Linked DNA regions of Homo sapiens: regions 2 and 3 are each linked to region 1. Evidence: chromatin contacts called from ENCODE Hi-C or POLR2A ChIA-PET data. All regions are on one chromosome and are shown on one strand. The core of a region is the stretch at or near the end of the contact, and the rest is flanking DNA. Distances in the headings are between cores, read along the strand shown. Region 1 holds the start of NIM1K (NIM1 serine/threonine protein kinase). Region 2 holds the start of FLJ32255 (a long non-coding RNA gene). Region 3 has its middle 16 kb from the start of FLJ32255.

Evidence for each region. A loop is a pair of places that touch in the nucleus more often than their neighbours do. ChIA-PET counts read pairs that join two places held with the same protein, here RNA polymerase II (POLR2A). Pooled maps may share reads with other maps.
Region 2: a map of CD14-positive monocyte shows a loop between it and region 1 (3-fold over the local background). The contact joins the promoter of FLJ32255 here to the promoter of NIM1K in region 1. A Hi-C loop is called at or near these places in 3 of 168 maps with a recorded cell type or tissue (CD14-positive monocyte, CD8-positive, alpha-beta T cell and naive thymus-derived CD4-positive, alpha-beta T cell), 8 of 37 single-sample maps with no recorded cell type and 15 of 50 pooled maps. POLR2A ChIA-PET finds 5 or more read pairs at or near these places in 6 of 52 experiments (BJ, GM10248, H1 and 3 more).
Region 3: a loop to region 1 is called in a map of CD8-positive, alpha-beta T cell, with 2.4 times the contacts of the local background. The contact joins the enhancer-like site here to the promoter of NIM1K in region 1. A Hi-C loop is called at or near these places in 2 of 168 maps with a recorded cell type or tissue (CD8-positive, alpha-beta T cell and naive thymus-derived CD4-positive, alpha-beta T cell), 5 of 37 single-sample maps with no recorded cell type and 13 of 50 pooled maps. POLR2A ChIA-PET finds 5 or more read pairs at or near these places in 5 of 52 experiments (BJ, GM12878, K562 and 2 more).

The regions. Positions count from the first base shown.
Region 1 is chr5:43,190,689-43,193,902 of GRCh38, reverse strand. NIM1K (NIM1 serine/threonine protein kinase) reads right to left here and starts at 1,678. Exons shown (of 4, transcript NM_153361.4): 1 at 1,492-1,678. RefSeq lists an enhancer at 653-1,362 and a silencer at 1,698-1,837.
Region 2 is chr5:42,991,607-42,994,820 of GRCh38, reverse strand. It overlaps FLJ32255 (a long non-coding RNA gene), which reads left to right and starts at 1,488. Exons shown (of 2, transcript NR_104643.1): 1 at 1,488-3,214. It overlaps LOC105374746 (a long non-coding RNA gene), which reads right to left and starts at 2,546. Exons shown (of 3, transcript XR_007058755.1): 1 at 1-2,546. RefSeq lists enhancers at 1,320-1,614, 1,884-2,013, 2,314-2,523, 2,864-3,013.
Region 3 is chr5:43,007,865-43,011,078 of GRCh38, reverse strand. No RefSeq gene overlaps it. Among named protein-coding and RNA genes, the nearest start is that of FLJ32255, 16 kb to the right of the region's middle. RefSeq lists enhancers at 394-894, 2,898-3,214 and a silencer at 2,833-2,922. Within about 2 kb of position 1,663, at least 39 of the 41 ENCODE cell types and tissues checked have a DNase peak (open chromatin) inside an H3K27ac peak, as active enhancers do; they include CD8-positive, alpha-beta T cell, GM12878 and PC-3, where a contact is called at or near this core.

The sequences.
Region 1 (3,214 bases), core at 429-2,928:
AACGAGGGTACAAGAGAAGGTCCTCTGGAGAACAGTTCCTGCTTCTAACTAGACAGCCTCTCAATAGAGCAGGGCGACTTCTTCAGTAACCATGACAACCAGAATTAGAAGTGCTGTTGCAACACTAACAGAAACCATCTTTTGAAGCGGTTCTGTGAATCACATTGAATACTGATGATGCAAGCTAGTGTGATACATACTTTTCAAACATTAAAAAAAATCTTATTACCATAAACAAATATTCACCTTAGATTTCCATTTGAAATCTTGACTTGGAATCACTTTTTTTCATCTGGTTTCGTTTGTTTCCCTTTTGGATTCCCGCGGCCTCAATTGCAAACGCGATTTGTGTAATTTCCAAACTTGTCAGAACTGCACGGGTAAGAGCTTAGAATGTGATTCATTCGCTCTTATTTTGAAACGGGATGAGGAATGGGGTGGGGGAGGGGGGGTAGACAGAGAGCCCTCTTGTCTACTGTACTCAGGAGGACGAAAACAGGGGAGGGAAGGGGAAAAGAGAGGAGAAAGGGAGAAAGGGAGGGAGGGAGGAGGAGAAGAGAAGGGGAGAGGAGGAGGAGGAAAGGAGGGAGGGAGAAGAGGGAAAAGGAGGGAAGGAGGGAAGGAAAAAACAGAAAGGAAAGAAGTGCTATAGCAGAATCTTTGCTGCCCATGTTATCTATTGCCTTGACTTCTCCATCTGCCAAGATGTGTCAAGCACGCAGAAGCTGGCTGGAATCGATATTTTAAAGACCCGGTTGCGATCTTTTCCTGGTCGTATCAAGGAGTCCTGGAGCTTCTAATATTCCTGGAGGGATATCCAGGAAGAGGAAAAGAGGCTCTTCCTTACTTCGTGCGGTCTTCCAAAAGAAGCACCTTTCGCTGGGGAGAGTCGCGGCGTGGGGTGCAATGGAAGGTTTTGTTCTCCTGGGCCACATGCGTTAGATGTCAGTTCTCTCCACCAGCAGCACCGGCCGGCGCGCGTGGGGAGATCACGCCGGTCTTCTGCCCTTGTAACAAACGCTCCAGATTTGGTCTGGTGCCTTAGGGCTCTGGTCCAGCGCACCCGCTGTGCGCAACGCTAGGCGCTAAGCTGCGCTCCTCGGCTCACGTGTGGACGCGCACGCAGACACGAGTGTCCACACCATACAGAGACATGGGTGCACACACGCGCGCACATAGACATGGGCGCCGCACATGACACGGGCACCACACATGACACGGGCACACACGCGCGAGCACGCTCTCGCCCTGGCTCTAATGCCCCCTCCTCTCGCTTGCGGATCGGCCTGGGCAGGTGTGGGGGTACGCCCCAGAAAGCGCCTAACCTTCTTCTGACCCCACTTCGCAGACACCCCGTGGCAGGGCTTCCTTTCTTCCTTGGGTCGCGGGGAGGAGAGGCGCCTCCTCCTCAGCCACCCAGGTCTGCAGCCTAGCAGAGGAAGGGTGGCGGGGTGGGGGTGCTGGCGGCGAGTCCCCCAGCCCCTCGCTTACCTTCGTGGCGAGGCCAGCTCTTGGGCTTCGCTGCACGGCGCCAGGCTAGGCGCGCTGGGTTGTTGCCTCTGGAGCAGGAGCGGTCGGTGTGTGGATGTCCCGAGGTGAGGGCGCCGCTGTCGCGCTTGAGGCTCCCGGAGCTGTCAGGGGCGGCCGACCTGACCGGCAGCGGCCCAGGGCAAACCCCGCCCTCCGGCCTAGGCCGGCTCCGCAGCGGGGACCGAGACGCCCCACAGCGTTTCCTGAAGGACCAATCCGGAGCGAGGGGCTGGCGTGGGGAAGGAGGGACGGGGGGCCTGTAGTGCACCCGGACGCCGGCCTGGACCTTGTAAGCTGGTTTCTATGGCAGCCAGGAGGGAGGGGCGAGAGGGAGGGGACGCGCGGCGCAGGGACACCCAGTGCAGTCGCTCGGGGAGGGGGGTGATTGGGCCTGACGCAAAGAGGACCCCTTCTAGAGTCTGGATGGGAGCAGCTACACGGCCGAAAGCGGGCTGACACAGCTCCCACCGACGTACGCCTCGTGCCGAGCGGTTCCAGCGCTTCAGCAAGGGTTTCCATGTCCTTGGGAAACCGTGACCCAGTAATCCTCCCAACAGAAAGGGGGTTTCCAGCAAACCACCGTGACAGCTCCTCCGGGTGAGTCGGGCAGGGTTTAGGTTCTGCAGAAAGAAGTGCTAATGTCACCCTCTGTCTGGATTCCTGGCATACATCGGTTCCCCTGGTGCCACTTTGTCACTGGCTCCCTAATCTCCTGCTAGGGAGATACTCTCGGCTGTGACCCTCAGATGCCAAAGATTATTTTTCTAGTTTATAAACTAGAAATACCGTCACTGGATTGAACGTAGAGTTGGAAATGGGATTCGCAAAATACTAAATAAAACATACCGGTTATTTACTGAAGTTTAAGCCCTTCCTTTTACAGAGAGAGAAAAAAAAAACTGAGTTCAGAGGGGTCAGTTAACTTAGCAAGGGTCACACAACTGATTAATGGCAGAGCCAGGACTAGACACCCTAAGTCATAGTTCTGCGAGCATTCTTTCTACTTCCTCCTGCTCTCCATCCTGTATTGATTGCCAGAGCAATATTTACAAGAGCAAAACTGTTAAGTAGCAACATAACCCATGTCTACAATTCTTTTATGGTAGAAACTAGGGAACCCCAAAATTCCTTTTTTGCTATTTGCCAGGCATTGTAATAAACTCTTTTACAAAGAGTAACTGATTAAATCCTCATGATAATCTATGGGTTAGGTACTGTTACTGTCATCCTTGTTTTGATAGATGAAGAAACTGAAGCCCAGAGAGGTTACAGGATTTGATCGAGATCACACAACTGTTGAATGCTGGCTCTGGGACTCTAACCCAGTTTGTTTGACTCCAGAGTTGGTGTTCTTCATTACTTTGTCTCTGCTGCCTGTTTGTGTGATGATTAAAGGGGTCAGGAACGGGAAGGGCAAGAAATAAAAACCTTGGACAGCTCCGTGCACTGACGGTTGAGATTGGAAAGAAAATTGAAAGAACCTGAAACAACTGCTTCCTTGGCTTCTGAGAGTGGTCATCTATTTATGTAGAACAAGGGTTCTCTCGAGAAAATTTGTTTTTAAAGAGACATCCCCTCCTCAAAAGACAAGAGGTTTGTTGTTTTTTTTTTTTAAGAGTAATCTTTAAAATAGTACATGCCATCAGTCTATTTTCTTTCTAATGCAATAAAATGCAGGGAGAAA
Region 2 (3,214 bases), core at 239-2,738, 200 kb after region 1:
ACGGAAGTACTAGTTGGCACAGAGGCTCGGTGCAATTACCGTTCTGCACCGTAAAACGGGTTTAGGAAGTTCCTAGGAGATACTAGCGGTGCCAGAACCGAGAAAGTGACGACACAGACAACTTATGGACTCCGCGTACGGGAAACGTTCCGTTGGGCGCTAAGAACGGTGCAGCAACTGAAAAACCGCTCAGTGGGCGCTACTGGCAAAAGCGTTGCTGCAAAACCGCCAGCTCCGCATTAGAAGCAGAGCCGCCAGACAGAACCCGGGACCTGAAACCACCGAAGCGGAGACCGAGCTTGGCTCCCCAGCTCCTGAGAGAATGCAAGTCAAGGAGTACGAAGCTGTGATACTCAAAATTAGTAGAAGAAAAATGAATAACATTTAAATAAGATAAAATTTTAAAATAATAAATTCTAAAATTCAAATAAAAAGGCAAAGCAAACACACTGGAAACTACCGGTAGCATTGTTCTCAGAGCAAAAGACACAAAAAGAGCATTTAAAAATAAGCAAAAATTAGAGAGAACCAACCCTACAAAGCAGAAATTACAAGTATTGCCAAAAGAAGCAATTCTGTGATTAGGATATCCCTGTTAGATCTAAACCGGTACATGTTACACCTAAGTCTACATTTCTTAGGACAAAAACAAAAACAAACAACAACAACAACAAGAAACCAACAAAACCCAGTCATGGTTAAACCTGTTTACGACTAAAAAATCGTAGTAGCTGATATATCCCGACTTGGTCCACAAGAGGAAAAAGTCGCGTTCGGCGGAAATTGCTATCGTCAAACCGAGCTTCGTAAACCAGAAATCGCTTTTGCCGGCATTTCCTGACTTCCATGGGAGTTTAAAAAACACCAACATAGCTAAGGCGGGACTTGATGTTGCGCAGCTAGCCTTGGTGTAAGAGCTCCCAGGCACTGCTAAACTGGTCATCGCTAAACCTAAATGAATCGCATTCGCTGGTACACAGATTTCTACAGGAGTTGAACATCTCCTGCGCAGCTAAAGCAAGCCGTACTAGTAGGAAGCCGGAACTTGCCACGACTTAGAAACTTGAGGCTTTGGGAGGCCAAGGCGGGTGGATCATCTGAGGTCGGGAGTTTGAGACCAGTCTGGCTAATGTGGCAAAACCCCGTCTCTACTAAAAATACAAAAATTAGCCGGGTGTGGTGGCGGGCGCCTATAATCCCAGCTATTTGGGAGGCTGAGGCAGGAGAATCACTTGAACCCGGGAGGTGGAGGTTGCAGTGAGCCGAGATCGCCGAGATGGCGCCACTGCATTCTAGCCTGGACGAAAGAAACTCTGTCTCAAAAAAAAAAAAAAAAAAAAAAAAAAAAAGAAAAAGAAAAAAGAAACTTGAGGCAGGGCTAACTCTGCGTTTGTTATGATTAGGCTACAGGAAACCCGGAGTTGCTGGGAAATGAGTCACAGGGTCACTCAGCCTTTCTGTGGCGAAACATCGACTTCCTACGACCTAGAAATCGCCGCCAGGGCTAGGCTGGTGTTTGTCCTAAGTGGGTACTTGCTTGGGTTGAGAAATCACATTTTGGCTATTCCCCGACTTGAACCAGGGGATAGAAATCGTAGTCACCGGCTGGGCGCAGCGGCTCATGCTGTAATCCTGGCAGTTTGGGAGGCCGAGGCGGGCAGATTATTGAGGTTAGGAGTTCGAGACCAGCCTGGTCAATATGATGAAACACCGCCTCTAGTAAAAATACAAAAATTATCCGGGCGTGGTGGCGAGCGCCTGTAATCCCAGCTACTCAGGAGGCTGAGGCAGTAGAATCCCTTGAACCTGGGGTGCGGAGGTTGCAGTGAGCCAAGATCGCGCCACTGCACTCCAGGCTGGGCGACACGGCGAGACTCTGTCTCAAAACAAAACAAAAGGAAAAGAAGAGAAAAGAAAAAGAAACGCAGGCACCCTGAAATCGAAACTTGTTAGGACCAACAAGCCAACGACAGACGAATCTGCGGGGTCCTGCGACAGACACGCCAGCCCCGCCGCCACAGCACAGGGTTCTGGAGGTCGAGCTGTTCTGCGGGTTCTGCGGCGGCGCTGGGAAGAGACGGCGCCCGGGCAGCTCCCCTGTCACCGGCTTGGAGGAGCGGCGGGCTCCCCTAGCCCAGCGCCGCCGCCGCCGCCCGGGAACGCCAGGCTCACCCCAGCTGGGGAAGCTCCGAATCCCTCAGATCGGCGACCTGAGTGCTGTCGCCCCGAGAAAATGGAGGCATCGAGCAACGAGCTGTGCTGAGACCGAGAGACCTCAGTTCTGCGAAATGTCGGTGCCTGGAGCTTGCGAATGACTGCGGCCGGCGGGTTGTCAAGGACAACATTCCTTATGGCGCAACCAACAGCGCTGTCACCAAGAAACTGGACTCTGAGAAAAAAGAGGGTTTCGGCCACCGAGAAACTCCGTGCCACATGTGCCGTGACAGCAAAACCGCCCGCTCCGCGCCGCTGGTGAAAGAGCTAACGAACGCCAGGTGCTGCGACAGTGACACCGGGACTAGAAGGCCTCGGATGGAGAATGGGACGCCCAGAGCAAGCAGGAAAACGTTTTGTTTGGCTCAACTAGCGCTGTCGCAACCGGAAAACTGTCAGGCCAGTGCTGCTGCGGATGTGAGAAACCGGTGATCCGAAGGCGGAGTGGCGCTGGGCGCTGGACTCGCTGGTGTGAAAATCTGGCTGCTCTAGGACCCGGCAAGCGCGGGCACCAGGCGAACGCCAGCGACTTTGCCAGACAAATGCATGTCTTTTTTGGTCGCCATTCAAAGATGCAGCCGGCAGTCAGCCCCGGCTCTGAGAAACAAGTGGAGGTGTCAGCCATAAACCCTCCGTTCAGGGAAAAGAGAGTCGCTGCGACGGATCGACTGGCCGTTGGGTGGAACTTTCTTTGGTGGCCTAGTGACTAGAAAATAAAAACGAAAACGAAATAAAAAACTGCTACTGACATTACTCCCACGCTCCCTCCTCAAGTCAGTGGCTTCAGGCTTAAGAAAACCTGTATTTTTCTTGGCTGATCCGTGATCCCTAATTACTGAGGGCCCCGCGACCCACCAAGTGCGATTCGCAGAGGGAAAGGAGCTGGAATAAGGATCCAGAATGGGACGGATTTGGCTCCTCCAGGAAGAAAGCAAAACAAATGCAGGTCGCGAACACTTTACATTGCAGGAAGCTGCTCTTCCAGTGGCCGCGGCTGGGT
Region 3 (3,214 bases), core at 414-2,913, 180 kb after region 1:
CTCCTGGCTGAGAAAAGAAGACCAGGAAGAGCCGTGAGGGACTTCCAGGGTGGCATGTGGCTGTCTCCAGCACACGTACATAACCTGGATTATATCTGTAACAAGCTATGCTGATGGATCAGCAGGTTAACCCAAGCTGAAAAAAGCAGTCAAGCACTTCCTTTGGTGTGTGAGGCAGAAACCAGGACATCTGCTGGTCCACCAGGGGACAAAAATCAATCCTATTTCACCAATGTGTCTCCTCCGTGTGGGGAGTATAGGGCATTGAAGGTGGATGAGAATCACCATCCACCTTCTGCTGCACAGGAAAGACAAGGGAAGACTCCAGGGAAGACAGAGGAGGAAAACGTCGAGCAGCCCCAGGTGGATGTGTCTGTGTGTGTGTGTGTGTGTGTGTGTGTGTGTGTGTGTGTACCTTGACAGTGGGTAGAGGAAGGGAGAGGAGGGTTGAGGTCTTCCCACTAGAGGAGTGAAATGAGCAGAACTGAGAAAAGAGGTCAGAGAAAAGAAAGAGGAACCTACAAGCCACCACAGAATTTTCTTTCCCCAGAGAATGGTCTCTTGCCCGACTAGGGGCTGGGTATCCTTGTGAAGTCACCGGAGGTTTTCAAGGGGTGGGCTTCCTGGCTTCAGTAGACTCAAGGTCCCTAAGGTCCAGTTAGGATAGGCGCCTGGGAGGGCTCCCGAGTTGGAATAAGAGTCGGAAGAACTGACAGGGCTGGGGGCGCACTAAGCACACTCTACTCCTGAGAGGTGAGGGTGGGGATGTTGGAGGGAAAAAGGGCTGCTTTTTCCTGCCTGCAGGCTTCAGATTCACAGGGGATGTGAGGAGAGGGCGGAGGAGGAGGAAGCAGCGGCTGTTTATGCTGGGAAGATGGCTCAGTTGAGAAGTGAGGCAGATGTGGCCTCAGAGGGTCTGGCGGATGGCTGCCGGGATCACCGGGGGCTGGACTTTGAGATGTCCAGGACGAAGTGTTGCCCTTTCAGTGCTGCCCTCCCTGTGTCTGCTGGAACTGTTGGAGCCGCAGTGCAGCCTAATTTTGACTTCAGGTAAAATAATTCAATATACTGAGGCCCAGGGGGAACAAAGCAAGGTCTACTCCATATCTCTGAACAGCTGGTGTCTTTCAGTGCCTAAACTCAATCAGAATCCTGGGAGCAAAAGTAGCTCTCCAGTGCAGTCCATGCAGGTTACTTCTTGCAACATAGAGGTGACTGAAGCATGGTAAGCAGATCTAGAAAGGCAAACATCTCTAGCAGATCTAGAGAGGCTAGCCAATGTTAGCTAGCAGTGTCTTTATGTTGATAAACCTATTCAGAATGTTAACTTTGTTTGTTGGTTTGTTTGTCCATTTTTGTCTCCCAGGCTGGAGTGCAGTGGTGCGATCTCGGCTCACTGCAACCTCCAGTAATTCTCCCGCCTCAGTCTTTCCAGCAGCTGGGATTACAGGCTCCCCATCGCCACACCCAGAATTTTTTGTAGAGACGGGGTTTCGCCATGTTGCCCGGGCTGCTCTCAAACTCCCGATTTCTTAGTCTGACCAAGTCAGGGTTTAGCTATTTCTTAGCGTAGCAAGTTGAGATTTATTCCAGTTTCGATTTCTAGTTGTAACAATGCTGGCTTTAACCGTGCCTACGTAGTCGTTGCAAGTTCCTGTTTTGTAATAGGAACCCCCATTATAGCCGTTCGTACGGTTTTTAAGTCTTGTAGAAATCTGGGTACTGGAGAATGTAATTAAAAAAAAAATTTAGCAGTGCCTGAAATCTTTTAGTCATACCAAGTGTGATTTCACAATAGAGATTCTCGCCCTGGCTGTGCTTGTGATTTTTCACTCATGCAGAAGTTGAGGTGTCTAGGCTACAGGAACTTTTTGGTGTCGCAAATACCGGTTTAGCCATGGCTGTTTCTTCTTAATCCGAGGAATTTTCGAATAGGCGCAAGAGGCACAGGTTTAGTGCTAATACAAATATAGCCGTAGGATCGCATCGTTCAACACTGCAATTTCTTTGTAGGGTTATTTGTATGTTTTGTATACTCAAAAAAATTTTTTTTGATGTGTCTTTTTCTGGGAGCGAGGTTACTGGTGTATTTTATTTTCATTTCTGTTTGCTTTAAAAATTTATTTTATTTTTTATGTAAATGTTATGTATTTTATTTTTTCTTACCCACTGCCTTCCCCAGGAGAGTAAATGTGGCATAATTTCTTCTACTGATTTTGAGTATCATGTCTCAGCTTCCTACTAACTAGCTTTCTCCCGTGAGTCGGGGAGCAGAGCTGGTGCCTGGTCTCTAGGGTTCTCTTCCGCGGCTCTGTGCCTATGTCGAGCCAGCAGTTTCGCATCAGCACTTTCGCCAATAGCGGAGACTCAGTGTTTTCTCGGCTGCTGCACCGCTGGAAGCGCTGAACACAACAGAACGTTTCGGCGGGGCGCTGTGGCTCACGCCTGTAATCCTAGCACTTAGGGAGGCTGAGGCGGGTGGATCACTCGAGGTCAGAAGTTCGAGACCAGCCTGGCCAGCGGGTGAAACCCCGTCTGTACTAAAAATACAATAATTAGCTGGCCGTGGTGGCGCGTGCCTGCAATCCCAGTTACTCGGGAGGCTGAGGCAGTATGCTTGAACCCAGGTGGCGGAGGTTGCAATGAGACGAGATTGCGCCACTGAACTCCAGCCTGGGTGACAGAGCGAGGCTCCTTCTCAAAAACAAAACAACCCAGAACGTTTCTTGTTCACAAGACTCAGAAGTGCTTTGTGGTAACGCTTCCCCTCTCCTAGCGCCGCCACTTTCCCCGGGCTGGCTGTCTCACGGTCTCAGCCCAGTGATTGGCCGAGGAGGCGCTCTTTCAGCACTTTCGCTGGAAGGGCTTGGGCTCGGTTTTTCTGCCACAGGCGTTTCATTGGGTAGGTGCTTTCTCGGTGGAAGCACTGTACAACCTTCCAAGCCTCGATATTTCTCAGAGACGACGATTTCTTAGTGGCAATACCTTAACTGCACCAAAAACTAAAGTTTGCCGCTGGGTACTCCGCTAGTCGTTCAGTGTCCGCATTTGCTATTGATGCAGGATTTTTGCTTCTAAGCTCAGCTATATCCGGGTCCTTGTCTCACGATCAGGAGGAAGTGGGCACGCGGATATCGAAGAGTGAGTGGAGTAGAATTTATTAAGCGTAAACGAAAGCTCTCATAAAAAACAAGGGTCCTGAAAGCAGGTTGCC